Linked DNA regions of Homo sapiens: all the other regions are linked to region 1. The links are chromatin loops, found by intact Hi-C in ENCODE. Cell type or tissue: endothelial cell of umbilical vein. All regions are shown on one strand. Region 1 overlaps PCDH15 (protocadherin related 15). Region 2 has its middle 570 kb from the start of LINC02672. Region 3 overlaps PCDH15 (protocadherin related 15). Region 4 has its middle 180 kb from the start of LINC02672. Region 5 has its middle 110 kb from the start of MBL2. Region 6 has its middle 460 kb from the start of PCDH15. Region 7 overlaps LOC105378308 (a long non-coding RNA gene).

Region 1 (4,000 bases):
CATAAATCTCTCAGGAAAAAAAATCTGAAAAACACAGTCCAAATGATGTTAGACTAGTCTGTGTCTCTCAGTACATCCATTATCTTCAGGTTCCCGGGGTTGTTTTTTTTTTTTTTTTTTCCCTTTGGAGATAAAATCTTGCTCTGTCGCCCAGGCTGGAGTCACTGCAACCTCCACCTCCCGGGTTCAAGCGATTCTTCTGTTTCATCTCCCGACTAGCTGGAATTGCAGGCATTCAACTATTAACTGATATTTTCCAAGTGAATTTGCTCCTCCTCCTTTTTTACACATCATCTTTTCTTAGTCTACTTCAAGGATGTCATCAGAAAAGAAATTGCGAAGCCGAGAGACCAGTGGGCGTGGAGTGGTGACAGAAAAGGAAAATAATGAATAGTACTTCAATAAGACAGACTTCAACAGTACTGGGTTACAAACATTTAAAAACAAGCAAGCAAACATTTCACTATGATTGGTAGTGTCTCCTGGCATGCACTGGTAGAGCCATTTCCTCCAAAGTTTAGTAACCTCATTGTTCTAATAACAAGGCAAACCAAGCACATACAAGACTCTTAAGGGAATATACTTTCAGTCGAGCAAGAAATATGTCAATTGTGGCATTAGAAGCAAAAGTTATTTTCTGATGTATCAAAGGACTTTAGAATATATTGCCCTTCTCCCCCTAAAAAAACCTCAAAATATAGACTCAGAAAAGAGCATTGAGTCTACGAATTTTAGAATATTTATCATATATAGTAATTAAAATTATTTAAATTTAAACATCTGTAAATACTGAATTATATGCTCTTAATATTTATATACTTGGGTTAATAATATAAAGTTTTTAATAAGGAATGAGACATTTGGGAAATGGTAATAATTCATACTTTCAATTAAAATCCAGTCATGAGATGGGAAAATTACTTATTGATTAATATTGTCTCTGCTTTTTAAATTAAATATCACTAATTTATACCAGATGGTATATGTTGTTTTTATTCACCTAAATAGTGTCTGAGATTTGCATGCCATATTTTTATCTTAACGTGGTAATCCTGCCATTGCAAAATATCTCCACATTCTCCCGTTGCTGTGATTCTGCAAGGATTTTTATACCTTTGGGAAAACAGGCATCCTAGTCCTGCTTCTTAGCATATAGCTACGTGTCATGTGTCACAGACTTTAGTGGGAGATGTAATTTATGACACCAACCATGTGAAGTCAAGGGTTCTAAGACCCCATGCCTCCTATAAAGCATAGACAGCTTTATTTGTACAGCATATTTGGCATTTCTCATGTAAAAGCTCAAATAGTATCATAAATTCAAAAAGCCTAAAGTTAAATAGGACATGGTTGGTGACCTTTTCTACCGTATTCAGCTTCTAGCATCATTGGGAGCTAAATGCTGAAAAAATATAGAGAATGTTTTTCAAGGGTTTATATTCAGTAAACATTAACAAAAAACTAGGCTGTCATCATTTTTCATTTACTAAATGTCTTTTCAAGTTAAGAGTAATTTTTTACTCCCAGAAAGCCCATTGGACTGTCATGTTTGTACTTTGTTTGATTTATAGGATCTTGGATCGCTATGTTCAGGAACAAATTCCTGGTGCCAAGGTCGTAGTGGAGTCCATTGGAGCTCGCCGGCATGGAGATGCCTTTTCCCTAGAAGATTACACCAAATGTGACTTGACTGTCTATGCAATTGACCCCCAAACCAACAGAGCCATCGATAGAAATGAGCTTTTTAAGTAAGTGCTTTTTGTTATCTGTAACAGCTCTTTGGTTACAATAGCAACCATAGATGATTCTGACTTGAGGCTATAAGTACTTAAAGTTTAAAACCCACCAAATAGTTACTGAAAGTGAAGTGTAAGCAAAGAACCTGAAATACCTAGGATTCTCATGCCTTAAAGTTTTCAGGTCTAAGTGTGGGCTACAGTGACTTCAGAGGGCCCATTTTCTTTATGGGCATCAGATGACCTTTTGTACTTAAGAACAAGGAACAGCTCCTTGAAATCACCTGCTGCCAGCTCCTCACTCTTGCTCAAGGGCACTGGCTATTAATGAGGAAAGCACAGATTCTTAAAGAGGCAGTTTTTCTGCAATGATTTTCATATGCTTGCATTTTAAGAAGAAATCCACCTTTCTTACAGGTCTACTAAATCAGCAAAAATCAATATCTGCTTTTTTCTTTAACTTACAGGTGGAGAGCAGGTGGGATAATCATTCCCATTTAAGTTCATGCTCTATGTGAAATTTCATCCTAGCAGGAACTTAAAAATTTGAGTTATAAATCCTAAAAATAAATAAAGTGCAGAATCTTAAAGAAAATCCTGCTACTTACTTTCTTTGGATGTTATTCGAGCACACTTAAATACTTAAAAAAAAAAAAATTGTTAACAGAATTTTCTTTACTCTGGTGACACCTAGTGTCCAACTGGGTCTTGTAATGAAATTCTATCTCAATGAAACATTTTTAGTTAAAAATATATATTGATATACAATCATAATAGTTTATATGTGCCTGTATATATAGTCATGCCGAACTCTATATGTGAAACATCATAATTTAGTTTTTCTTTGTCTATACTTTTTAAACAGCATATAAACATATCCATATACACATTTACAAATATATCTATATTATGTGTATGTAAATTTATTTATTTTGTAAATATCTATTCAATTTTTATTCAAATTAATAAATTCTGAATTTAGTTTTATTTTAAATGTGTTCATCGACAAAATTTCATCACTTCTATTTTGGCAATAATAAAATAATGATTTAATATCAGCTAAAATTTTTTAAAAGCCATAATTATTTAACATGTTACTCATCAATTCTTTTTTTTTTTTTTTTTTTTTGAGACGGAGACTCACTCTGTGCCCCAGGCTGGAGTGCAGTGGCGCAATCTCGCTCACTGCAAGCTCCACCTCCCGGGTTCACGCCATTCTCCTGCCTCAGCCTCCTGAGAAGCTAGGACTACAGGCGCCCGCCACCACGCCCAGCTAATTTTTTGTATTTTTAGTAGAGACGGGGTTTTACCATGTTAGCCAGGATGGTCTCGATCTCCTTACCTGGTGATCCGCCCGCCTTGGCATCCCAAAGTGCTGGGATTACAGGTGTGAGCCACCGTGCCTGGCTCATCAATTCATTTTTAATAGATATTTGGGCCATGTGCAAAACAGGATACTAACCGTGGAGGAAATATAGATGAATGAAGTAATAGCTCGCACTCTGATTTTATAGTCACCACCAAAATGAAGCAACATTTAGATCTACCAAGCCAATTTTTTGTAAGTTTTATTAATTTAAAAAGTTTATTAATTTAAAAAGTTTAGGAATAAACTTCCAAAGTAATTCATATATATTCTTTCGATTGTCAGAAAATCAACACATTTCTTTTTTATGTGAATCTACCTGCATTCTGTGTTTTTTGCATACATTAGTTTTGTTTTTAAATTTCACGATTGATTGAGTTTAGGGTGTTTTTACCTGAATATAAAAATATGTATTATATTTGGGCTAACTTTAAAGAGTAAAATAATGGTGATTAGAATTTGAATTTAACTAGCAAACCTTCTAGAGATTAAATATTTGGGGAAAAAAAAGCCACTTGGGTTTTAAGTGACACCATGAAATACAAGATGAACATCTTTAATTAATTCTAAATAAGTTTTTCCAAACCTAAATTATATTATGGACAGTAAACATCTAAATTCAATAAAATAACTATCATAGCCAGCAGGCAAGGAAAAAACAGAATATATATAAATCATAAAATAAATTTTTGGCCGGGCGCGGTAGCTCACGCCTGTAATCCCAGCACTTTGGGAGGCCGAGGTGGGTGGATCACGAGGTCAGGAGATCGAGACCATCCTGGCTAACACGGTGAAACCCCGTCTCTACTAAAAATACAAAAAATTAGCCGGGCATGGTGGCGGGCACCTGTAGTCCCAGCCACTTGGGAGGCTGAGGCAGGAGAATGGCGTGAACCCA
Region 2 (4,000 bases), 240 kb after region 1:
AAGTCATTTTCAACAGAAGTGCCAAGAATATACATTGGGGAAATAACAGTATGTTCAATAAATTGTTGTGGGAAAACTGGATATCCATGTGCAGAAAAATAAAACTAGACCCCTGTATCTTGCCATATACAAAAATCAAAATGGATTAAAGACTTAAATCTAAGACTTGAAACTATAATAATATTAGAAGAAAACATTGGGGAAACACTCTAAGACGTTGATCTGGGTAAAGACTTCCTGAGTAGCACCTCAAAAGTAAAAGCAACCAAAGCAAAAATGAACAAATGGGATCACATCGAACTAAAAAGCTTTTGTACAGCAAAGAAACAATCAAGAAAGTGAAGAGACAACCCACAGAATGAAAGTAAATATTTATGAATTACCCATCTGATAAGAGATTAATAACCAGAATATATAAAGAGCCCCCCAAAAACACAATAGGATCAAAAAATAATTTGATTTAAAATGGCCAAAATATCTAAAAAAAAAAAAAAGAGCTGAATAGATACTTCTCAAAAGAAGATATACATATGGCAAACACGTATATACAAAAATGCTCTACATCACTAATCATCAGAAAAATGAAAATCGAAACAACAGGGAGATATCTCAACCAGTTAAAATAACTTTTATCTAAAAGACAGGCAATAATGAATTCCTGTCTTTTAGGTAACAGGCCTGTGGAGAAAGGGGAACCCTTCTGAGGATAAAGTGAGGATGGTTAGTGGGTACATAAATGGAATGACTAAGATGTGGTATTTGGTAGCACAATAGGTTGACTATAGTTAAAAAAATTTTTGTATATTGTATAATAGCTAAGAGTGGAATTAAAATGTTCCTTACATACCAAAAAGATAAAAGCTTGCAGTTAAGGCTACTCCCAATTACCCTAATTTGATCATTTCACATTGTATGCCTATATCAAAACATCCCATGTGTCCCATAAATGTATACAATTATTATATACCCATAACAATTTAAACAAACTTTTTCAAAATCAGTAAAACTCAAAGACAGCAAGATGGGAAAAGAGAAACTGAAATACTACAAACCAGAGATAAAATAATTAACAAAATTGAAATAGTAAGTTCTTCCATATCAATAATCACCTAAATGTAAATAGATTAAATTTGTCAATCACCATACAGTTAGTGGTTGAAAAGATTATAAACAGGACCCAACTATATGCTGTCTACAACAGACTGACTTTCGATTTAAGGACACACATAGGCTGAAAGTGAAGGGATGGAAAAAGATATTCTACGCAAATAGTAATCAAAAGAGTGCAGGGGTGGTTATGCTAATATCAGAAAAAATATATATATATAAGTCAAAAATTATCTCAAGGGACAAAGAAACACATTATATAATGATAAATTGATTAATGTATCAGTAAGATATAATACATATATATGAATATATAAAAATATATAAAATAAATGTCTATCCACCTGCCATTAGAACACCTGAATACATAAAGGAAATATTAAATATGAAGGAAATATTAACAGAACTGAAGGGAGAAATAGACAACGATACTATAGTAATAAGAGATTTCAGTACACCACTTTCAACAACGATATTTCATTCAGACAGAAAATCAATAAGGAAATAGTGAACTTGAACAACTGTATAGACCAAATGGAACTCAGGTATATCTACGGAACATAAATTCAACAGTAGCAGAATATATATTCTTCTCAAAGGCACACAGAACCGTCTTCAGGATATGTCACATGTCAATTGAAAATGCATACATACACATATATTCAACCTCACACACATCTGTGTTCGTATATAGTTCATGGAAGTTTTGAATAATCATGGAATCATAGTTTTCTAAAGACACATTTGTGAAAATGGCTGACAAATTTCCCTATCAGTTTTAACGTTACATCGACACTTTGGGCACGCTCATTTTGGTGGTACTATTGTATTTGGAGGATTATTACATTTAGATATTAATTTATGACAACTAAATTAAAAATAAACGCTAAAGCCACAGTGAACATAAAACAAAACAGTATTAGAGCTCCCCCTAGTGTCATGTAACAGCTGCAGCTAACATGCTTGTGCAAATACCATGTTAACGTTTCTAAGCAGTTGAGCCTTGAGGTTAACACCACGGATAATTAAAAAACTTCTACGTCTTATTTCTCGTAATTGATCTTTTAAAGTCTATATTATATAGTTAGTTAATTCTGTAAAACATTAAATAGAGAAGCTGTTTACAAAAAGAAAAAAAAATTGGGCAACCATTTCTCTCTAGCACTTGAATTTTTTCAGGGTGACTTTTTTGTTGTTGTTCTTGAAAAGAATGTTTGAGAATATTTACCATCAAGTAGAATCTTAGAATTTTAGATCTGAAACAGACTTTTGAGTTCAATTCTTTCAAAATTTTATTACCCAGTTAAAAATCTGAGAGATGAAAGTGTTTGCTAAAATTTGTACAACCAGGTTCTAACAGGATCTAGATTAGAACCTAGGTTGATGTCCACTGTATTGGCTATTCCACTGTTGTACACTCCATCTCTGTTATTTACAAGTTAGTTGAGTACGTCGGACCACAATTTGATTATTTTGTTTCCAATTTTTAAAGAAAGTTAAAGTTTTTGCAGAAGAAAATTATTAGAAGATAATTCATGTAAGAAACATTATTAATTTCATACATTATGGGTATTTGTACTTAAACAAATTATTAGATAATTCTTATTTTGAATATCATGACCACAATCATTAGTTTTGTATAATAAAAACGACTGCATTGATTTTCAGTCTGTTAAATATTTCACTCACTTGCCTGGATATTTTGGTAAGCAGTTACCCTACCGAATAGTGAAACTTCCTTTGCAAACATTATAACCATGAGAAAATTATGACAGTGAAAGAAATTGACCTAACAATTGCATCTTGCCTTTAACCTCCAAATTGCTCTTGGTTATTCCTGGGTGTGGGCCAAGCTAATTTTGGGGAAAATTTAGTTTACAGTTTAAAGGATAATAGCCTTTCCTAAGACTAAACCATCAACGCAATTCTTTCCTCATCCATTTTAAATGCCTTACCAATTTTATTAATAAGATAGTAAAGCTTTACTACAGGAAGAGAGTAAAGGGTACAATCTCAAAGACTTTCAAAATCTTTATTTTTTGAGACAGAGTCTCGCTCTGTCGCCCAGGCTGGAGTGCAGTGGTGCAATCTCGGCTCACTACAAGCTTCGCCTCCCGTGTTCACGCCATTCTCCTGCCTCAGCCTCCTGAGTAGCTGGGACTACAGGCGCCCACCACCACGCCTGGCTAATTTTTTGTATTTTTAGTAGAGACGGGGTTTCATCGTGTTAGCCAGGATGGTCTCGATCTCCTGACCTCGTGATCCGCCTGCCTCGGCCTTTCAAAATACTGGGATTACAGGCGTGAGCCACCGCGCCCTGCTGTATTGAGGTGATCATTTTAGGATCATTCAGAAAGGGTCATTTTCTTTTTTCTTTTTTTCTTTTTTTGAGACAGAGTCTGGCCCTGTCACCCAGACTTGCAGTGGTATGATCTCCGCTCACTGCAACCTCCACTTCCAGGGTTCAAGTGATTCTCCTGCCTTAGCTTCCTGAGTAGCTGACACTACAGGTGCACACCACCATACTAGGCTAATTTTTGTATTTTTAGTGCAGACGGTGTTTCACTGTGCTGGCCAGGCTGATCTAGAATTCCTGATCTCAAGAGATTTGCCTGCCTCAGTGATGGGATTACAGGTGTGAGCCACCGTGCTCGGGCGACTCATTTTAGAATAGTATATGTCTGGTGTATGTATGAATTGTCAATAATGGTTTCATTGTGTCTATCCCTTTCTTATCTTAGGTTCTATAAGGACATACAATAGTAGACTTGTAAACAAAACTATTTAAACCCATCATGATACCCAGGTCTGTGAAAAGTGACAAGAGAAATGTGTGATTGAGGCATAAGTCTCAATCACTGAGGTTTATTAAGCCCGACTTAGGGCATTTCCA
Region 3 (4,000 bases), 560 kb before region 1:
ATTAGACCTTTGTCAAATGCATAGTTTGTAAGAATTTTCTCCCATTCTGTAGGTTTGTCTGTTCACTCTGTTGATGGTTTCTTTTGTTGTACAGAACCTGTTTAGCTTAATTAGATCCCGTTTGTCAAATTCTACTTTTGTTGCAGTTGCTTTTGGCATCTTGGTCATGCCATCTTTGCCTGTTCCTGTGTCCAGAGAAATGGGTTTTTATAGTTTTTGGTTTTACATTTAAGTCTTTAATGCATCTTGAGTTCATTTTTGTATATGGTATAAGGAAGGGGTCTAGTTTTAATCTTCTGCATATGGCTTGTCAGTTCTCCCTACACATTTACTAAATAGGGAGTCCTTTCCCCATTGATTGTTTTTGTCAGCTTTGTCAAAGATCAGATAGTTGGAGGCATGTGACCTTGTTTCTGGGTTCTCTGTTCTATTCCATTGGTCTATGTGCATGTTTTTGTACCAGTACCATGCTGTTTTGGTTACTGTAGCCCTGTAGTATAATTTGAAGTTGGGTAGCCAGATGCTTCCAGCTCTGTATTTTTTGCTTAGGAATGCCTTGGCTATTCAGGTCCTTTTTTGGGGCCTGAATATTAATATTAAAATAGAATATTTTATCATTAATAAATATGAATATTTATAATATGAATATTAAAATAGCCTTTTCTAGTTCTGTGAAGAATGTCATTGGTAGTTTAATAGAAATAACATTGAATCTATGAATTACTTTGGATATTATAGGTATTTTAGCAAAAATAATACTTTCTATTCACTAGCATGGAATGTTTTCCATTTGTTTGTATCATCTCTGATTTCTTTAAGTAGTGTTTTGTAGTTCTTTGGTAGAGATCTTTCACCTTCCTGTTTAATTATATTTCTAGGTGTGTGTGTGTTTGTGTGTGTGTTTGTGTGTGTGTGTGTGAGTGTGTGGCAGTTATGAATGGGATTGATTTCCTGATTTGGATCCTTGAATGTTATTGGTGTCCAGGAGTGCTAGTGATTTTTGTACGTTGATTTTGTATCCTGAGACTTGCTGAAGTTGTTTATCAATTTAAGGATCTTATGGGCCTAGATTTTGAGGGTTTCTGAATATAAGTTCATGTCTTGTGCTAGCAGGGGTAGTTTGACTTCCTCTCTTCCTATTTGGATGCCCCTTTTTCTTTCCCTTGCCTGAGTGCTCTGGCCAGAACTTCCAATACTATGTTGAATAGGAGTGGTGATAGGGGGTATCTTTGTCCTGTGCCGGTTTTCAAGGGAAATACTCCAGCTTTTGCCAATTCAGTATAATGTTGGCTGTGAGTTTTTCATATATGGCTCTTATTAGTTCAAGGTCTATTCCTTCAATACCTAACTTTTTTGAGAGTTTTTGACATGAATGTGTGTTGAATTTTATCGAAAGCCTTTCCTGCATCTATTGATGTAATCATGTGGTTGCTGCTTTACCTTGTACTTTTGTGTTATGGAGATGGCTTATTTCCTTAAGCCTTATGAACCAACATCTACAAGATTCCAATTTTTCTTCTGTGGCTTCCTCACCTCTCTCAGCCTTCATAGCTATGTAGAGAGCTAGGTCCTTGCTCTGGATTTTGTTTTGGCTTAAGAAAATATTGTGTCTTGTTTGATCTTCTATTCAGATCACTCAAACTTTCTACTTATCACCAATAAGGTTTTTTGGCTTTCTTATCATTTGTGCATTCACTAGAATAGCACTTTTAGTTTCCCTTAAGAAGTTTTTCTTTGAATTCATAGCTTGGCTAACTGTTGGATGCACGATGTCTAGCGTTCAGCCTATCTTGGTTACAACATGCCTTCCTCATTAAGCTCAATAATTTCTAGTTTTTGATTTAAGGTGAGAGATGTGCAACTCTTTCACTTGAACCCTTAGAAGCCATTGTAGGGTTATTAATTGGTCTAATTTTAATATTGTTGTGTCTTAAGGAATACAGAGGCCTGAAGAGATGGAGAAAGATGGGAGAATGGCCAGTAGGTGGAGCAATCAGAACACACAAAACATTTCATGAATTAAGTTCAATGTAATGTGGGAATGGTTTGCGGCATCCCAAAATAATTATAATAGTAATTAATAGTAAAAACCACTGATTACAGATAATCATAACAGATATAACAATGAAAAAATTTGAAATATTGCATGAATTACCAAACTGTGACACACAGACATGATGTGAGCACATGGAAAAAATGGCTAATAAATTTGCTATTTATTTGAAGGACTGCCACAAATCTTCAAACTTTTAAAAAAATGCCGTATTTATGGAGTTCAATAAACTAATAAAGAAAGCAATAAAAGGTGGCCTATCTGTATTTAATATTTTATACATAAACGATCATGCTGTTTCTAAATAGGAGCATAGTTCTTCTTTGTTGTTAATATATGTCATTGATCCTTGCTTTATTTCAGTGGCTAGGAATTCCAACTACCATGATGAATAGAAATTATAAGATTGTATAATCTTGCCTTCTTCTTCCCGTCAGCTTTAATTTAGTTCTGTTTTCTTTAATGTAAATATTTTGCTTATCAGATTGAGGAAGTTACTTTCTATTCCTAATTTGCTTAATATTTTTTATCTTGAACACGTTTACTTTTGATACATGAATTTTCTGTGTTGTTTGAGTTATGTTTTTTTCCCTCACTCTGTTAATAAGATTTTATGTATTTTATACATTAAACCAACCATGCATTCTTGGTAAAACCAACTTGGTCATAATGCATTATTTTATAGATTGCTGGATTTGATTTATTTTCTAAATAAATTCATTAAGTATTTTTGTATCTGTGTTAATGAGGATATTCATGTGTACTTTTTATTCTTTGATGTATTTTTGTCAGGTTTGTTATCAGGGTTATGCTAGCATCAAAAACCAAAATAGTATGTGTTTCCTATTATTTTTTGTAATAGTTTGTTTAAGATGTGTTCTTCTTTATATGCTGGTAGAATTAAGCAGTAAAGTCATAAATTATGGGCATATACTTTGTAATTTGAATTGTATATGTTTTAGACTTAATTCTTCAATTTATTCAAAATTGATGAAATTTTTATTGACATTACATGAGGAGATTTTAGCATCCTTAAGCTACTGAGTTTTACAATCCATTAATATAGATTATACCTTTGTTTAGATTTCTGTAATTTCTTTCATTCATGTTTCACTTAATTTTTTGCTTTTTTCCTTGTTCAGAGTCATTGAATATAATCTTCGGATATTTGACGGGTATTTGGTGTTTCTTGATCCTATTAAGAATGAGTATCCATTTTAGCATTTCAGGTTTCTCTTTGCTCTTAGAATAAGGAGTTATTTCTAATGAGGTTACCTCTACCAGCATTTATAGATTTACAGTTATAATTGAAACATTGAAAATATACTTAACCTAAAATGTCAATTTTTTTTTTGAATCTACAACAGCATAACTTTGCTTGCCCTAAATCTCTCATTTTTTTTCCAAAAGTCATATACAGTTTTTCTGTGTAGGTGATATTGAAGTCATCAATATTCTGTAATGCTATGACAATAACAAAGAAAAGCCTTTACAGAAAGTGACCATCTATAGCTAAAGTTGTTTTTAGACAAAGCCAGGTTTTAGCATAGTGTAGAGGTGAAAGGAATCTACAAGAGCCAGGCACTATCTCTGAAGAGCAAAGACTTTTAAATAATTTTCTTTCTGTTTTTCACAAATGTTACTAAAATCTTTTTAATTTCTTAATTATGAATGGTTTCGAAAATACATGTCCTGCATTTAAAATTACTGAATACTTTTAAGCTCCAAATTCTCAACAATGACAGTTTCCTGTCTATAGCTATGTTCCCTTTACTACAAACTAGATGAACAATACCTATAAAAATCAAGTAAGGAATTCAATTTACTGTTTTTTATGTAAAACATAATCATTCTCTCTCTTTCTCTCTCCTCTCCCTCTGGCTTTTTTCTCTTTTCGTCTATCTTTCATTGTTTAATTTTGGTGATATTTTGCTGGTAGATATCTGG
Region 4 (4,000 bases), 630 kb after region 1:
AAAGCCAGGCATGACATGGCTGTAGTCCCAGCTCAGCTGGAGGCTGAGCTGGGAGAGTCACTTGAGCCCAGGAGGTTGAGGTTGCAGTGAGCTATGATTGCACTACTGCACTTCATCCTGGGTGACAGAATAAGACTCTGTCTCACACACACACAAAAGAATAAATACAAATGACCAACAGGTATATGAAAAATCGCTCAATATCACTAATCTTTAGAGAAATAAAACTAAAAGCTACAATCAGATATCTCCTCATATCTGTTAGGATGGTTAGTATCAAAAAACCTAAAAGATAACAAATATTGGCAAGGATATGGAGAAATTAGATTCCTTTTACACTGTTAATGCAGATGTCAAATTGTGAAGCCCCTATGGAAAACAGCATGGAGGTTTCTTAAAAAATTAAAAATAGAACTACCCTATAACCAGCAATCTTACTTATAGATGCTTATCCAAAAAAAAACCTGGAACTAGAATCTCAAAGAGATATTAGCACTTCAATGTTCACTGAAGCACTATTCACAATAGCTGAGATGTGGAAACAATTTAGCTGTTCATTGATATCTGGATGGATAAAGAAAATGTGATATATACAACTAATGAAATACTATTCTGCCTTTAAAAGGAAAGAAATTCTGCAATGTGTGACAGCATGGATGAACCTGGAACACATTACGTTAAGTGAGATAAAACACATGCAAAGAAAGACGAGTACTGCATGACAACATTTACATGAAGAATTTAAGTTAGTCAAATTCATAGAATCAAAATGTGGAATCATGATTGTCAAAGAAAATGAGTATAAAGTTTCAGTCAAACAAGATAAATATAAATTAAAATAAAATATAAATATAAATAAATATAAAAATATCTAGCAATCTGTTGTATAACATTATCCCTACAGTCAACAATAATGTAAACTTAAGATTTGTCAAGACTGCAGTTCTCATGTTGTGCTAGGATCACTATAAAATAACAAAATAAAAGAAAACAAATTTTTTAAAGTATTGAATTTAATCTGTTAGAAAATTCATAAGATACATCACATAATAGTATTTATTGTTAAGTATTCTATGCTAAAATTGATCAAACATATAATTACAACCTACTTGGTGTACAAAGATGTGTGTATATGCAGGGCATATTTGAACAAATTAGAGTCATATGGCGATGGCAGTCTGGGTAATTTCTATAAATCATTTCATTAAAAAAACTAGATTACGTGGACAATATTTTTAAAATCTGATCAAAGATATTGGAGGGACATCAAGACAGAAAGGATCATGGTGTCTAGATATGAGCAGCTGAAAAATAGCTTTAAAGAAAATGAAATAACCAAATGACTAGAGGTTACAAAAAAAACAGAAATTTACAATCTTAAAGTTACAGGCACATAGCGCTGCAAAATTTAAACTGTATCTTTGAAAAGGGCGTGTTGCCAGTTTTACTATGCTCCTGATCAAGCTACAGTCTGCTCAGAGGAATGCCAGAGAGCTACCCTCAGAAGATTCAGGGCCAAAGACGGATGGTGTGATGTGTGCTCGTCCTCAGGCCAGGTATATCTGCAAGACCTCCAGACTGACAAACTTGTTTCAGCAGCAATGGCCACTCCTCAGCATAACCTTGCCACCATAGACAGAAGGCTCTACAAATTTCTGTAGCTCCATGCATTGAGAGATGTTCTAAACATTTTGAAGATGAACAAAATTTGCCAGTGGCTTCAAAGAGATACAATAGAATCTCACCAAATCCATTTATCTAATGGAATCTAACTAAATGCTATCTATATTGAAATTTTAGCAAGTAAAATGCCTATACTGGAATCTAATGAAAGTTCTCTTCTTCCATCTAGTGACAAATTTGGAGAATGCACACTTACCTTCCCTAATATGACAGTTAAATAAGACTGTAAGGTATACGCTGACAGACATGATGCTTTAAAAGTTCAACCGAAAAGTACGCAGCCAGAGCAAAAATGTTGCAATGTTTTTTGTCTCTCAAATACACAATCAAAATTGCTCCTCAGCAAAATGTTTGCCCGACATTGGATATAGCAGAAATTATTTACAACAATCATTGAAAATGCCTGCAGGTACCACAAAAAGCCAGTTTAGAGAAACAAGCCTGAAAGCTCAATGTAATATATACAGTTTTTTGTAACCTCACCATTAAGATTTTTTCTCTCCTTTAGATTTTTATTTATTTTTTTTAAAAAATAGGGTCTTGCTGAGGGTGAAGTTTGTGCAGAGCACTCTAGTTGATTATCCTCAGAAAGGCTAAATTTAGAGCTTTCTTGGCCATAAATTGGTCGTGCCCAATCCTTCCATATCTTCTGAATCTTCACGAAAACTTACAATCTTAGCTCAGAATTTAAGATTTTTTCAAATGTTTATTCTAATTTAGTGGTATCCTTTGATCTAATATTTTCCTATTACTGAATAATAAAATATATGGACTAACATAAATATGGAAATATTTTCATCAGTCTTTTGTAATTTTAAAAAGATAAAAGCTAAATTATAATCAATTCCTGTGAAAAAATCAATTATACTTTCTATATATGAATCAAATCACACAATTATATTTTTAATAACATGAAAAATAGCTGTACTCTTATGAGTGATTTTAGATTTTTAATGCTTCTGTTTTCAAGTTTTACAGTGATTTGTATATATTAACTTTATAATTAAAAAAAGGAACTTATATTTCATTCATTGCAATCAACTCATTTATTAGGAGGTGGAAATTAAAGTTCAAAGTCACACTGGTAATTATTGACACAGCCAGTACTTGAATCCAGGTCTAATGAATCCTGTGCTTTGCTGGTTCTCCAAAGCCATGCTGTGAAATGTAAAGTTAAAATGCCTGACGTTTTTATCCTCTTCTAATCCATTTCCAGTTGGTCTTTTCCTTGAAATAGTAACAAATATTGCTCAATTCTGCATCTATTGACTATTTTTCAGAGGATGGAATAAAAACCGCAACTCACAACTTTTCAAGAGGCCACCAGTCATTAGACACTGGCATCCGTTAGAACTGCTGCAAGCTTAAATCAAACAGTCACCTGGAAGGAACAGGTCTCTGGAGACTCCCCTCTAGCTCTGAGATCTGTATTTCACAATTATTTGAGGCACTGTTAAAAGCAGAGAATAAAATAGTTGAAAATTCACTTGCTGTTTTCAATGTATTATTTATGCAAGAGAATGTGTAATTTGGGAAAAAAGTAAATCTGAAAACTGAATAATTTAATATACATGTCTTTGTTAAAGTTTTAAAATATTATTTTCCATGGTAACCATTATTAAATAGAGAACTATGGAATGGACTGACAGGGCTGGATGGATGTAGAGTGGAAACATGTACAAATGCCCTTTCTTTACGATCCTTCTCCTATGAAAAGTAATATCTGTTTTGATGTTTCAGTGATGTTTCTATAAAATCAAATTTATAGAATTTGATTGTATAAATTCTAAATGTATGTAAGTGTTGGTACTTCATGTTTTCAGGAGTAACTCTATTTTGCTACAACAACCTTCTGCTGAGCTAAGATTATAGATCCAGGAGCTAAGTGGCTACTCAAGATACATTCTAGTATCCATCTCTTGTTTAAGACAAGTAATATAACATTTTGCAGAAGTGATAACTCAAGTCCATAAAGATGAAGTGAAACACTTAATGCATATAGAAATAATAAGTAGAGAGGAAAATCAAAACCCATGTATTCTGCCTTCTCCAACATTATTGTTTATAGCAATATATTCTGTTTAATATATTATTATTTTCATTCTAGAAAAACAGAGAAAAAGTGTATTATTTGAAAAAAAAAAAAAAGGGTGAAGATAGGCTGGATAGAGATAACCCTTACATAAAAACCTTTAAAAAATTCAGACCCTCCTCCTTTCTTTCCTCAACAAGCAGTTACAGCATGCTTCCATGGGTAGTCTAAATATTTGACAGCTATGCAAAGGCAGAGCAAATTGGGATGTGTGTGGAAAAAGCC
Region 5 (4,000 bases), 960 kb after region 1:
GCTGTAAGGACTAGTGAAATCTCACATGTGAAGGTGGTGTAATTACTAAAAATTGATCACATCAATGAAATTCATGCTTATCCATTTGTAGTCAAAGAATAATTGAATTAACTTATGGCAGAAAGTTAAGTGAATGTTGTCCAAAAGGAAGAAGGAAAACTTTGGACCAAGAAAAACAAAAATTACTTTTGAAACTTAACATCTTTTCCTTGCATTAAAAAAGAGCCAAACACCCACCCACACATTGTCACCAAAACAAGATTGCTTTTAGGCAGATAAAAAGCCTCTCTCTTCTTGGGTCTGAGTTCAACCATGGCCTCACCTGGGCCCTTCCAAATCGAGGATTCTCCTCCTTAGAAGCCTGTTTCAGAACAAAACAGAAGGCGTCTGTTCCTAGGCTTCAGAAACACCCAATTTTGAGGAAGCTCCTTTGAACAATATCAAGGCAGACATTAAATTAACATGAATAAAAAGAGGGGTTAGGAGCATGGTTTCTACAAAGCGAGCAGCTCCTTTCACAGGTTGTTGAGAAAACCTCTCCTGTAGGTCCAAGATACCACAATCAATGCTCCCTAAAGCTTAAGAAAGTGAGATACAGACAAGGCTAAATACAAGCATATCGCACTGAATATGGGGGAAAGGTGGATGCCCGGTGGCAGAGCTTTACGGGCTTTATGGGTGTGAACAGAGCGGTGGTCACATAGGGTCCTGTCCTTGGGAGGACCAATCTGGTTTAATGCTCTGCAGTCCCAGTATTAAAATTCTTTTTTTTGTTGTTTTTTTTTTGTTTTGTTTTTGTTTTTTGTTTTTGTTTTGCTTAGCACTTTCATTTTTCTCTAGGACCTGCAAATTATGTAGCCTAATGCCCACGGGAAGCTCAATGGAGCCTCTTGCCTCCACAAAAACCACTGATTGAAAGAAACGACAGCAACTAGGAGCTCCTGTGACTCTGTTTCCATTCCCATTCCCTGGGAAATGATCAACAGCTCCGGTGTGTTCTGTTCTCTGAACCAGCCACCCCACCCTCACTGCCAGCGCAAACCTGCTCTCCTGTGACCACCTATTCTCTGAATGTTTCTACATTTAGAGAAGTTCACCCTCAGAAGAAAGAAGGAAGCCGGGCGCGGTGGCTCACGCCTGTAATCCCAGCACTTTGGGAGGCCGAGGCGGGCGGATTGCCTGAGCTCAGGAGTTCGCGACCAGCCTGGGCAACACGGTGAAACCCCGTCTCTACTAAAATACAAAAAGTTAGCCGAGCGTGGTGGCGGGCGCCTGTAGTCCCAGCTACTCGGGAGGCTGAGGCAGGAGAATCGCTTGAACCCGGGAGGCGGAGGTTGCAGTGAGCCCAGATCGCGCCACTGCACTCCAGCCCGGGCCACAGAGCGAGACTCCGTCTCAAAAAAAAAAAAAAAAAAAAAGGAAAAAGAAAGAAAACAGCAGCATTTTGTAACAGTGATGAATTTGGATGAAATTTGCAAGACCTTGGACTGTTTTCCCAAATGTCCGGGCGTCTGCCAGGCAGCCCTCAACTGCAGACACAAGCCACTAAAGGGAGTCGTGGCTCCAGGGAGCTCGAATGCTTTCCCTGGAAGATCCCCTCCCTAAGCCCCCATCTCCTGGACGTGAAACCCTGTTTAGTCTACATTCAGGAACAGCAGACGTGCTTTTCTGAGAGAATCTAGCACCTTGAGAATTTTGCCATTTGGGATGCGTGTGTATGTGCGCGCGCGCACGTTTTCGAAGCTACAATTAGCACTCTTGAAAAAGGAGAAAGGGAGCGGGAAAAGGAAAGAAAGAAAAAAAGTAGGAACTCCTGTCGATTTTAGTTCAGGCTGCCTGAAGATTCAACTTAAAATAACTGCACCATCAATGCCCCATAGAAATCACAACGGAGGTAGAAGTTTGCGCGGTTCCACACTACCATCTAGGGGATAACAGGTGAAATGACAACCTTCTACTCCCATTTGTACTGACCTTTGTTATCTTGGACATAGGCATGTAGGTCACAGAACACATCCTACGCGCTCTTCTTCCATCGGGTGGTCTCAATATCTACCGTCACTGACGTACTAAGAGGAATGGGAAATCTTCGGAGGGTTTAGCATAGAATTATGTAATTCGGCATATTAAAAAGATGACTCTGTGTACTCTGTGGAAAGTAGCCTTACGGATGGAAGGTGGAAGCCACAGAGAAAGCAGGTAAGAAACCACAGCTATGCCTCGCTTGATGACGCATCCCCAGGAATTCGTCCGTAGGCGATTTTATCCTTGTGCAAACATTACAGAGTGTACTTACACAAACAAAGATGAAGGACCCTACTACATAACCTACGCTATATGGTATCGCCTATTGCTCCTAGGCTACAAACCTGTGCAGACTGTTACCAAATACTGGAGGGCAGCTATTTCCTTCCAAGAAAAGTGCTCCTCACTCCCAAGAGACTGGTTAATGTGTAGAACTTCAGGTATTCCTGAATCATATATATATTTATATTTATATTTATATTTATTTACATATATTTTGAGATGGAGTCTCACTGTGTTGCCCAGGCTGGAGTGCAGTGGCACTATCTCAGCTCACTGCAACCTCTGCCTCTTGGGTTCAAGCGATTCTCCTGCCTTAGCCAGGCCCCCTTCACAATGCCCAGCTAATTTTTGTGTTTTTAGTAGAGATGGGGATTTGCCATGTTGGCCAGGCTGGTCTCGAACTCTTGGCTTCCCAAAGTGCTTGGATTACAGGCGTGAGCCACCACACCTGGCCCTGAATCATATGTTAAACTTATTTAAGTTTAGCTCAAAGCACCTTCCATATTTGGTTAATAAAATTTGGGCCAAAGTTTCTCTCTATGTAGTGAACTGCAGCACAGCTTGGCGTGAAAGCAAGTTCTAACCTAACCTAAGAGTATGCCTTTGTAACCAAGCAATGGAGTCTCAATCCATAGTAGCCAATCCCAGGTTGAACGTTGCCAAATTCCTCACAAATAAGGCAAATGCAGAATTGCAACAATCAGGTAATCTCTGTAATAAGTAATTTCCTGTCTCTTTCTTTTTATAAATACAGCTCACCATTCTGAACCATCTTCCATCTGAAGTGCTGCCTGTTTTAGAGCCTTTTCATTGCTCAAATAAACTCTGTTAAATTTAACTTGCTTTAAGTTTTTCTTTAACACATGTCTCTTCCCAGACTTCCTGATAAACCTCCCATTTTAGTTCACTGGTTCTTGGAAGTTTATAGCAATTCAGTGTTTTAATCTTAAAGGTTTGGCACCAGTTAAAATACAAATGTCTCTGAACCTAAAGTATATTATATTGGAAAATATAATTAAAAACAAAATCTCATCCCAACCCAAAAAACTTCTTCACAAACTTAGAAGAGGAAGAAAACAATTTTGTTATTGAATAAGCATTAAACCAGAATGTGATGCGTATCACAAATAGTCTGCTAAGAATTTGCAAAGACAGAATGAAATCTTACGCTTTGATATAGCCAAGCCGATAAACCCATTCTACACGTGCCCTCAAGGTAAAAAATAACTAGTCCTCAAGTAAGAGGACTTGACGGCACCATTTTTCACACATAGTTCATCTTAAAATCCCCTGGTAATTGTGGTATCTACCTGTGTTAATTAATTGATTTGTACAAAAGAAAAAATAAGCTTCTCATATCTTTATGGAAGAAGATAGTTTTGTAACTTGAATTAAGGTGCTCACCAAAGTTGGGTTCCTACCCTCCCACGGAAACTGGGAGATATGGTGCTACCTACCTTCATTGATTACATTTGAAAGACACGGTTCCTAGGTCCTTGAGAAAGACTATTTTGCCAAGTGGCTTATTTTGCTTTTAAAAAGATTTACATACATTTCAAAAAGAGAAAGAACTTATACATACAGTATAAGTTTTCTAAAGTAAGTGGTCTAGGAAAAGGGAGGGAAGTCTCTTTATTTTCAACAGGGAGAATTAAGAATCTTACTTATAATTTGTATTTGCCCTTGCAACACA
Region 6 (4,000 bases), 1.4 Mb before region 1:
AAGGCCTCTCTTAGCTTTTCCAGGAAGGCAGTGGGGTTTTCAGCAAATCCCTGGTCGATAATGAACAACTTAGCCTAACTGAGTGGCTTGGTCTTAGTCCTGTGCAAGCCCTCCATTATAAACACCTGAAAGTGTCTTCCTTCTTGTCACTGGGATCCCATTTAGAGTCATTCACTGGTTCTGCTTATCTTCCAGTTGCATAATATTTGCCCCCTTCCCTGATGCTATATGTGATGCAAAGTGCATCCCCAAATCTCTCTGCTGCTTGCAGAGTGTACTGCTTCTCATTGTCCATCAGGGTCTGATTCAAAAATGACATAACGTCTCCCCAGGAGATTTCAAATATTTGGGTGAAATTCCAGAATTTCACCCAATATATCTATCCCTATATCTATTATAGAGATATATCTCTATGTCTATATATATATATATATCATAGAGATACATCTCTATATCTATCACAATATATCGTCTCTGTATCTATCATGGTCATCCGGAAACTTACCAAGATCCCCCTTGATTTGCTTTAAGTACTATTGGGAGAAGAGGACCTGGAACTTACTGGTCCCAAATTTACTGGGCATCTGTTGGAGGGGCAAGAGTGAGACTGGGGCTTCTTTAGGGTGAGGATTTCTAGGAGGGGGCAAGTGAGAAGCTGAAAGTGGATAGGGAAGTCAGGGTGGACCCAGAGGAGCAGGGCTGGTGGGAGCTGGCTTCTCAACTGGGAGTGCCTCGGATTTGTATCTTTAATTCCCTGGGCTTGCCCCTTGCAGCCTTCCCTGAGACAGCAAACAGGAGGGCTGGGTCAATCTTACACTGTTGGCAAAGGTCTGGATTGCCTTGCAAAGTATAGAAAGCCTGCACATATGGGGCCTCAGACCATCTGTCTTCACATGTATAGAAAAGTTCCAGCTGCCAAAGGGTCTCAAAATGAATGGTTCCTTCCTGAGGCCAAGCAATTCCTTGCTGTAAATCATAATTGGCCAAACCTTTGTGCAGAAGGCTATGAGGAGTTTTTCCTTCAGATTTTGAGGGTCAAAACAGTCCCAGTGGTTCAGGACACACTCCGGAGGAGTATAAGCTGGGGGTGGTGAAGAGAACTGGTTACTGATTCTGAAAGACAGGGAATAGAGGCGTCCCTCATTTCCTTCTTTCTTTCAGTGAAAACCCAGGGTGTGATAAAGAGATAAAGCAAGCGTCCTCCCTATCCCTTCCACCTGGCATCCCTGAGGCCTGGCAACCTTGGCAGGTGCTGGCCATAAGTACTGATGTGATACGTACCCATGAAGCAGGGAAAACCTGGAGAATAGGAATTGACCGGCCTCACCTATGCCTCCTGTTTTTCCTGCTGCCAACAACCTGTGAGTTCCCTGGGCCTGTTTATGCCATGAAGCAAGGCCTCCTTCTGTGGGGTTGGGGGTGGGGTTTAATCGGCAAGAATTGGTCTTGCCCATTTATATTGTGCCTGTGGCCTGGCTTTGGATGCCTCAGACCTGGTTGTTCTTTCTAGGGCCTTACCCTTAAAAAGAAGCTTGGAATCGAGCTTCGGATTGAAAAGGTATTTTAGGGGCTGTTTTTATCCATTTAGAGTGTCTCAAATAAGCCCTGACGAATTTGCAGTTATCAGCCAGCAGGGGTCACTCCTGCATTAATTTCCCAATCAGAAACAGTGCTGGGAGTGGGGAGCCCCCTCACTTAGAAAAGGAAAAACAGGCCCGGGGCGGTGGCTCAGGCCTGTAATCCCAGCACTTTGGGAGGCCGAGGCGGGCGAATCACGAGGTCCGGAGATCGAGACCATCCTGGCAAACACGATGAAACCCCGTCTTTACTAAAAATACAAAAAATTAGCCGGGCGTGGTGGCAGGTGCCTGTAGTCCCAGCTACTTGGGAGGCTGAGGCAGGAGAACGGCGTGAACCCACGAGGCAGAGCTTGCAGTGAGCCGAGATCGCACCACTGCACTCCAGCCCAGACGACAGAGTGAGACTCCGTCTCAAAAAAATAAAATAATAAAATAAAATAAATTAAAAAATACAGTTTAAAGAGCAAAAGGGGGAGATCCTGGGGAAAGAGCCTCTTCCTCAGTGCAAGTGAGTCCCTCTAATCCTTACATCCTTCCCCCAGTGGAGAAACATTCTGTTGGCCTGGTGGGTGAGAAGAGCCCGTCTATTGGCCCTTTGGGGTTGTGGCTACCACCAGGGCTTTCTCCCTCTCCCCCTCGTGGCTGCTGGGTGCGAGCTTTGCAAGTTGTGCACAAGCCCAGGCACCTGAACTGGGAAGGGAAAGGGAAAGGTGAGATGCCCTGAGTCATGCATGCCTGCGGCTGTTGGGGTGGAGGCATAGGTGGCACCTCTAGGCATAGGTGGTCTGATTTGCACCCTTGGCTGCTGAGCGAAATGCTCATTTTACCTAGTAACATTGCCACAGCCTGTAGCAAATCCCTTAACATTGTAAAGGAAGAGATAAAAGCCATTTCAAACCATAAAAGAGAGAAAAGAGGTGAAGTCTGGGAGTTTTTACCAGACCGGTTAGGATGGTTTAAAACTTCGTGAAGGGAAAGAGAGCCTCTTACCTGCAGGAAAAAGAGAGAAGTGCCAGGGTTTTACAACAGAGACTGATTCTATAGTTTCACATTTGTATTCACCTTCCAGGATCCCGGATGAGACCCAGTCGAAACAGGAAAAGTTGCCTCATCCCCATCACAGGGCATGTGATGGGATGTGGCTCACTTATTTGGTGCCCCACTGTTCAAACCTCTAGGGGAGCATGCAGATGGGCAGGCTGTGGGGCTCTGACCCCAAAGCAGCATCTAGGGGTGAATGTTTACAGCTGAAGTCCCAATGGGCGTGTGTTAGAGTGTGCTCTTTCAGTTTAGCCATTTATAGGCAGCTTGTGTTAGTGAATTCAATTAGACCCTCTGTCTTATTGCAAGGTCAGAGAGCTTTCTGTTCCCCAGGATTTCTTGTCTTGGTGTACCAGAAGAATCAGGCCACACATGGGCTTGGAGAATGAGCGCAAGGTTTTGTTGAGTGAAAGTAGCTCTCAGCAGATTGGGAAGCCAGAAGGGAGATGCAGTGGGAAGGTGGTTTTTCCCTGGAGTCGGGCTGCTCAGTGGCCGGGCTCTCCTTAGAACATCCTGGCCAAACTCTGCATTGTTCTGCTGGTCGATGGCCTGCCGGCATCTGCTGGTGCCTGTTAGTGTACTCTTCCACCGATGTGTTCTTCTCAATATTCAGCCGCTTATGCGTTCCTCTGCTGATGTGTTCCTCTCAGCATCCAGCCGCCTGTGTGTCTCTGCCCGCTAGGGTCTCAGTGTTTTTATAAGCACAGGATGAAAGCATGGTGGGCCAGGGTGGTCTTAGGAAATGCAACATTTAGGCACAAAAACAGAAATGCCTGTCGTCACTAGATCCATGGGCATAGGCCCAGGTGTGAAGCCCTCACCAAGGACCTGCCCTTCTCTACCCAGGACTTCTTTGCCCCCCTCCCATATCACTTCCTTCCTTCCTTTCCTTTCTTTCTTTCTTCCTTTTGTTTTCCTTCCTTTTTTCTTTCTCACTCCCTTTCCCTCCCTCCCTCCCCCCATCTCCTCTCCTCACACTCCTTCCTTCATCTTTCTTTTCTTTTCTTTTTTATTTCTCTTCTCTTCTCTCCTCTCCTCCTTTCCTTTCCTTTATCTCTTTCCCTCCCTCCCTTCCTTTTTCCCTCCCTCCCTCCCTTCTTTGTTTTTCTCTTCTTCTCTTTCTTTCTTTCTCCCAGCAGTGAAATGGAATTTGAGATGACATGCAGAAATTAGAGGCTTTCCATATTTGTTATGTTTGTTTTTGGCTTTCTGAGGACCAAGTTTTCCTTCGTTGTTAGTGCAATAACAATTGGCTTTTAATCATTGACTCCAAGGGAATAACAGACAATCTAATAGTGAATGACGTAAGACACACATAGTTTCTGGATATAAGTCTAGAATTTACTTTTTAAATATGATTTAGAAAAACTTATTACCCA
Region 7 (4,000 bases), 890 kb after region 1:
GACCAAACTTTTGCCCCAACCCTCCCCTCCCTCGGCTCCTCCTGTACTGCCTCCTTCTGAAGAAGAGGAAAATTTTCTTCACCCATGTCTGCCGCCCTATAACCCTCCTGCTCCCCCAGAATCTTCCCTTGTCTCCTCGACTACGTCCCCTGTGGCCTCTCTCCCTATAGCCACCCAATTACAGCCTTGGCTGGAGGAGGTGGCCCCCCTCCTCCCACTGAGAGAGTCCCAAATCCCCCCGGGCAGTGAGTGTTCTGCTCCATTTTTAGTTTATGTCCCCTTCTCTACTTCTGACCTGTACAACTGGAAGGTTCATAATCCCCCCTTCTCTGAAAAGCCCCAAGTCTTGACCTCACTGATAGAGTCCGTGCTCTGGACCCACCAGCTCACCTGGGATGACCGTCAGCAACTCCTTTTAAACCTTCACTTCTGAAGAGAGGGACCGTATCCAAAGAGAGGCCAGAAAGTATTTCCTTACATCAGCCAGTAGACCAGAGGAGGAAGCCCAAGACCTCCTTGAGGAGGTTTTTCCCTCTACCTGGCCTGATTGGGATCCAAACTCCTCAAGTGGGAAGAGAGCTTTGGATAATTTTCATTGGTATCTCCTTGCAGGTATCAAGGGAGCCACTCGAAAACCCATGAATCTGTCGAAGACAACTGAAGTGGTCCAGGGGCCCGATGAGTCACCAGGAGCGTTTCTAGAATGCCTCCAAGAGGCCTATTGGACTTATACCCCTTTTGACCTGGCAGCTCCCGAGAATAGCCGTGCTATTAATTTGGCATTTGTGGCTCAGGCAGCCCCTGATAGAAGAAAGTTACAAAAGCTGTAGGGATTTGCTGGAATGAACACCAGCCAACTTTTAGAGATAGCCCAGAAAGTTTTTGACAATTGAGAGGTTAAAAAGCAAAAACAGGCAGCTCAGGCAGCTGAAAGGGCTGCTGACAAAGCATCAAAAAGACAGGCAAAAATCTTCGTGGCTGCCATCCAAGAAGCCAAGACAGAAGGGCCCCCATCACAGAGCACTGGCCAAGGGATCCCGGGTCCCTGCCAGAAAGGCCAAAAGCTGAGCAGGCTCCCCTACAAAGAAACCAATGCACTTATTGCAAGCAGATTGGACACTGGAAAATGGAATGCCCATTAAAACCAGAAGAAAAACCAGAAGAGAAAAAGGTCCTCACCCTCCCTGCTGCGGAGGAATCTGATGATTGATGGGGCCGGGGCTCCCTCTCCCTTGGCCCCTGGGAGCCCATGGTGACTGCCACACTGGGGGGCCAGCCTATACGCTTCCTAATTGACACCGGGGCGGAACACTTGGTACTGCAGATACCCTTGGGCAGTGTCTCTAATAAAAAGGTGGCTGTGCAAGGGTCTATGGGAGCTATTCAGGAATATCCTGTCACCCACTCACGAGAGGTGAGTTTGGGACAGAAAAGAGTAACCCACTCATTTCTTGCAGTCCCAGAGTGCCCCTTCCCCCTCCTCAGACGAGACCTACTTCATAAGCTACAGACGTCCATCTCCTTCTCGGCCCAACAAGCTCACATCATGTTAGGGGACACAGCACCCCCTACTGCTCAGCTTCTGCTAACCACCCCTCTGTCAGAGGAATATCTCTTAGTTTCACCCTCACAACTGCTGGGAAATAGTACTAATCCTCTCCTACTGGATTTACAGACTCTGTTTCCCTGAGTCTGGGCCGAATCAAACCCCCCAGGAATGGCAAAGCACCATCTGCCAGTAGTTGTAGAGCTCCTGGCCACTGCTGCCAGTCCAGGTAAAACAATATCCTGTGAGTCAGCAGGCTAGAGAGGGAATCGATCCCCATATTCAGCGACTATTACAAGCTGGTATACTCCCACCATGTGAGTCCGCCTGGAATACTCCATTTTTGCCGGTCCAGAAACCCGGAACAAATGATTACCGGCCTGTACAGATTTGTAGGAAGTTAACAAGTGGACAGTTACCATCCATCCAACTGTGCCTAACCCTTATACTTTACTCAGCCTGCTCCCGCCCGAACATACAATGTATACTGTCCTTGACTTAAAGGATGCTTTCTTTGCTATTCCTCTGGCCCCCAAAATCCAACCTGTCTTTGCTTTTGAATGGACAGATCCTGGCTCGGGAGACACCACCCAATTAACCTGGACTCAATTACCCCAGGGTTTTAAAAACTCCCCTACCCTTTTTGGGGAAGCCCTCCAACAGGATCTTATACCATTCTGAGCCAGTAACCCTCACTGCACTCTTCTCCAGTATGTAGACCACCTGTTATTGGCTATTAAAACTACTGACAGCTGCCTGCAACATACTAGGGACCTACTTTACCTCCTTCAGGAACTCGGGTATCGGGTCTCGGCCAAGAATGGCCAGCTTTGTCTTCCCAGAGTTTCCTACCTGGGGTACGAGATAAACAAGGGAAAAAGGGCACTCACCAGTGCTTGAAAGAAGGCCATCCTGCGAATCTCCACTCCCACCACCAAAAGACAGGTACATGAATTCCCGGGGGCTGTGGGACAGTCACCTATGGATATTAGGGTTCGCGGAAATCACCAAGCCCCTTTATACCGCTACTGGAGTTAATGGCCCGCTAGTTTGGACTGACAAAGAAGAACAGGCTTTTCTAAACCTGAAAAAGGTATTAACGGAGGCCCCTGCTCTTGTCCTCCCAAATATCTCAAAACCATTTCACCTTTTTGTTCATGAAAGCCAGGGAGTCACTAAAGGGGTACTCACTTAGACTTTGGGACCATGGCAATGCCCAGTGGCCTACTTGTCTAAGAGACTAGACCCTGAGGCCTCCTGGTGGCCAAGTTGTCTGTGAGCTGTAGGGGCAACAGCAAGCCTGGTCCAGGAGGCTGATAAACTGACTCTGGGCCAGAATTTAACCCTCACGGCTCCTCATGCCATAGAGAATTTGCTACGAAGTGCCTCTGGCAAATGGATGTCGAATGCTCGCATCCTGCAGTATCAGAGCTTACTGTTAGATCAGCCTCATTTAACTTTCTCTCTCACAAGGTGTTTAAATCCAGCTACCTTGCTCCCTGATCCACACCTTACCACACCTGTCCATGACTGCCAAGAACTGTTAGAGACTACAGAAACTGGGCGACCTGATCTCCAAGATGTGCTTCTAAAGGAGGCAGATACCACTGTGTTTACAGACAGCAGCAGCTTCCTTAAACAGGGAGTACGAAAGGCTGGTGCGGCCGTTACTATAGATTCATATGTACTGTGGGCCCAGGCACTGCTGGCAGGTACTTTGGCACAAAGGGCTGAATTGGTTGCCCTCACTCAGGCCCTCTGATGGGGTAAGGACAAATGTATTAATATCTGCACTGACAGCAGATACGCTTTTGCTACTACACATGCACGTGGAGCCATCTATCAAGAGCGAGGGCTACTCACCTCCGCGGGTAAAACTATAAAAGACAAAGAAGAAATTTTGACCCTGCTTGAAGCTGTTTGGCTCCCTCAGCAGGTGGCTGTAATTCACTGCAAAGGACATCAAAGAGAAGACACGGCCGTTGCTCGAGGTAACCAAAGAGCAGATTCTGCAGCTTGAGAGGCAGCTCGGCTCCTGGTCGTGCCTTTCACCCTGCTGCCCGCTGTGTCCTTTCCGCAACCAGACTTGCCAGGCCACCCAGAATACTCCCCAGAGGAAGAAAAACAAACTTCGGATCTTCAGGCCAGTAAAAATCAGGAAGGTTGGTGGATTCTTCCTGATTTCAGAATCTTCATGCCCCAAGCTCTCGGGGAAGCTTTAATCAATCATCTACATTCTACCACCCATCTGGGAGGAGTAAAACTGGCCCAGCTTTTAAAGAGCCATTTCAAGATCCCCCACCTTCAGGACTTAACTAACCAAGCAGCTCTCCAGCATACGGCTAGTGCTCAGGTAAACGCCAAACAAGGTCCTAAACCCAGCCCACGTCACTGCCTCCGGGGAGGCTCGCCAGGAGAAAGGTGGGAAATTGACTTTACGAAGGTAAAACCACA

What was found. A loop is a pair of places that touch in the nucleus more often than their neighbours do. Peaks named below come from ENCODE experiments on the same cell type or tissue, not always from the same donor. Only the 100,000 strongest peaks of a DNase experiment are listed, where the experiment ranks them.
Region 2: a loop joins it to region 1, with 3 times the contacts of the local background. A loop is called at or near these places in 10 of 110 quality-filtered maps.
Region 3: a loop joins it to region 1, with 24 times the contacts of the local background. A loop is called at or near these places in 18 of 110 quality-filtered maps.
Region 4: it touches region 1 in a loop (6-fold over the local background); 7 of 110 quality-filtered maps call a loop at or near these places.
Region 5: it touches region 1 in a loop (2.9-fold over the local background); 9 of 110 quality-filtered maps call a loop at or near these places.
Region 6: it touches region 1 in a loop (8-fold over the local background); 7 of 110 quality-filtered maps call a loop at or near these places.
Region 7: a loop joins it to region 1, with 2.6 times the contacts of the local background. A loop is called at or near these places in 2 of 110 quality-filtered maps.

Annotation. Positions count from the first base shown.
Region 1 is chr10:53,838,068-53,842,067 of GRCh38, reverse strand. PCDH15 (protocadherin related 15) reads left to right here. Exons shown (of 38, transcript NM_001384140.1): 29 at 1,572-1,748. Among named protein-coding and RNA genes, the nearest start is that of MIR548F1, 770 kb to the left of the region's middle. In endothelial cell of umbilical vein, no CTCF peak of the experiment used is centred here; a DNase peak (open chromatin) is centred at 2,457.
Region 2 is chr10:53,599,504-53,603,503 of GRCh38, reverse strand. No RefSeq gene overlaps it. Among named protein-coding and RNA genes, the nearest start is that of LINC02672, 570 kb to the right of the region's middle. RefSeq lists enhancers at 2,847-3,603, 3,604-4,000. In endothelial cell of umbilical vein, a CTCF peak has its summit at 2,046 (motif pointing left); a DNase peak (open chromatin) is centred at 2,043.
Region 3 is chr10:54,400,769-54,404,768 of GRCh38, reverse strand. All of the region lies in intron 3 of PCDH15 (protocadherin related 15), which reads left to right. Among named protein-coding and RNA genes, the nearest start is that of MIR548F1, 210 kb to the left of the region's middle. In endothelial cell of umbilical vein, a CTCF peak has its summit at 1,962 (motif pointing right); a DNase peak (open chromatin) is centred at 1,988.
Region 4 is chr10:53,207,991-53,211,990 of GRCh38, reverse strand. No RefSeq gene overlaps it. Among named protein-coding and RNA genes, the nearest start is that of LINC02672, 180 kb to the right of the region's middle. In endothelial cell of umbilical vein, a CTCF peak has its summit at 1,860 (motif pointing left); a DNase peak (open chromatin) is centred at 1,850.
Region 5 is chr10:52,882,362-52,886,361 of GRCh38, reverse strand. No RefSeq gene overlaps it. Among named protein-coding and RNA genes, the nearest start is that of MBL2, 110 kb to the right of the region's middle. RefSeq lists an enhancer at 1,423-2,137. In endothelial cell of umbilical vein, a CTCF peak has its summit at 1,919; a DNase peak (open chromatin) is centred at 1,901.
Region 6 is chr10:55,261,746-55,265,745 of GRCh38, reverse strand. It overlaps a transcript of PCDH15 not described here. Among named protein-coding and RNA genes, the nearest start is that of PCDH15, 460 kb to the right of the region's middle. In endothelial cell of umbilical vein, a CTCF peak has its summit at 1,622 (motif pointing right); a DNase peak (open chromatin) is centred at 1,635; H3K27me3 peaks cover 177 bases.
Region 7 is chr10:52,949,583-52,953,582 of GRCh38, reverse strand. It overlaps LOC105378308 (a long non-coding RNA gene), which reads left to right. Exons shown (of 4, transcript XR_945968.3): 4 at 613-4,000. Among named protein-coding and RNA genes, the nearest start is that of LINC02672, 79 kb to the left of the region's middle. In endothelial cell of umbilical vein, a CTCF peak has its summit at 1,567 (motif pointing left); a DNase peak (open chromatin) is centred at 1,562.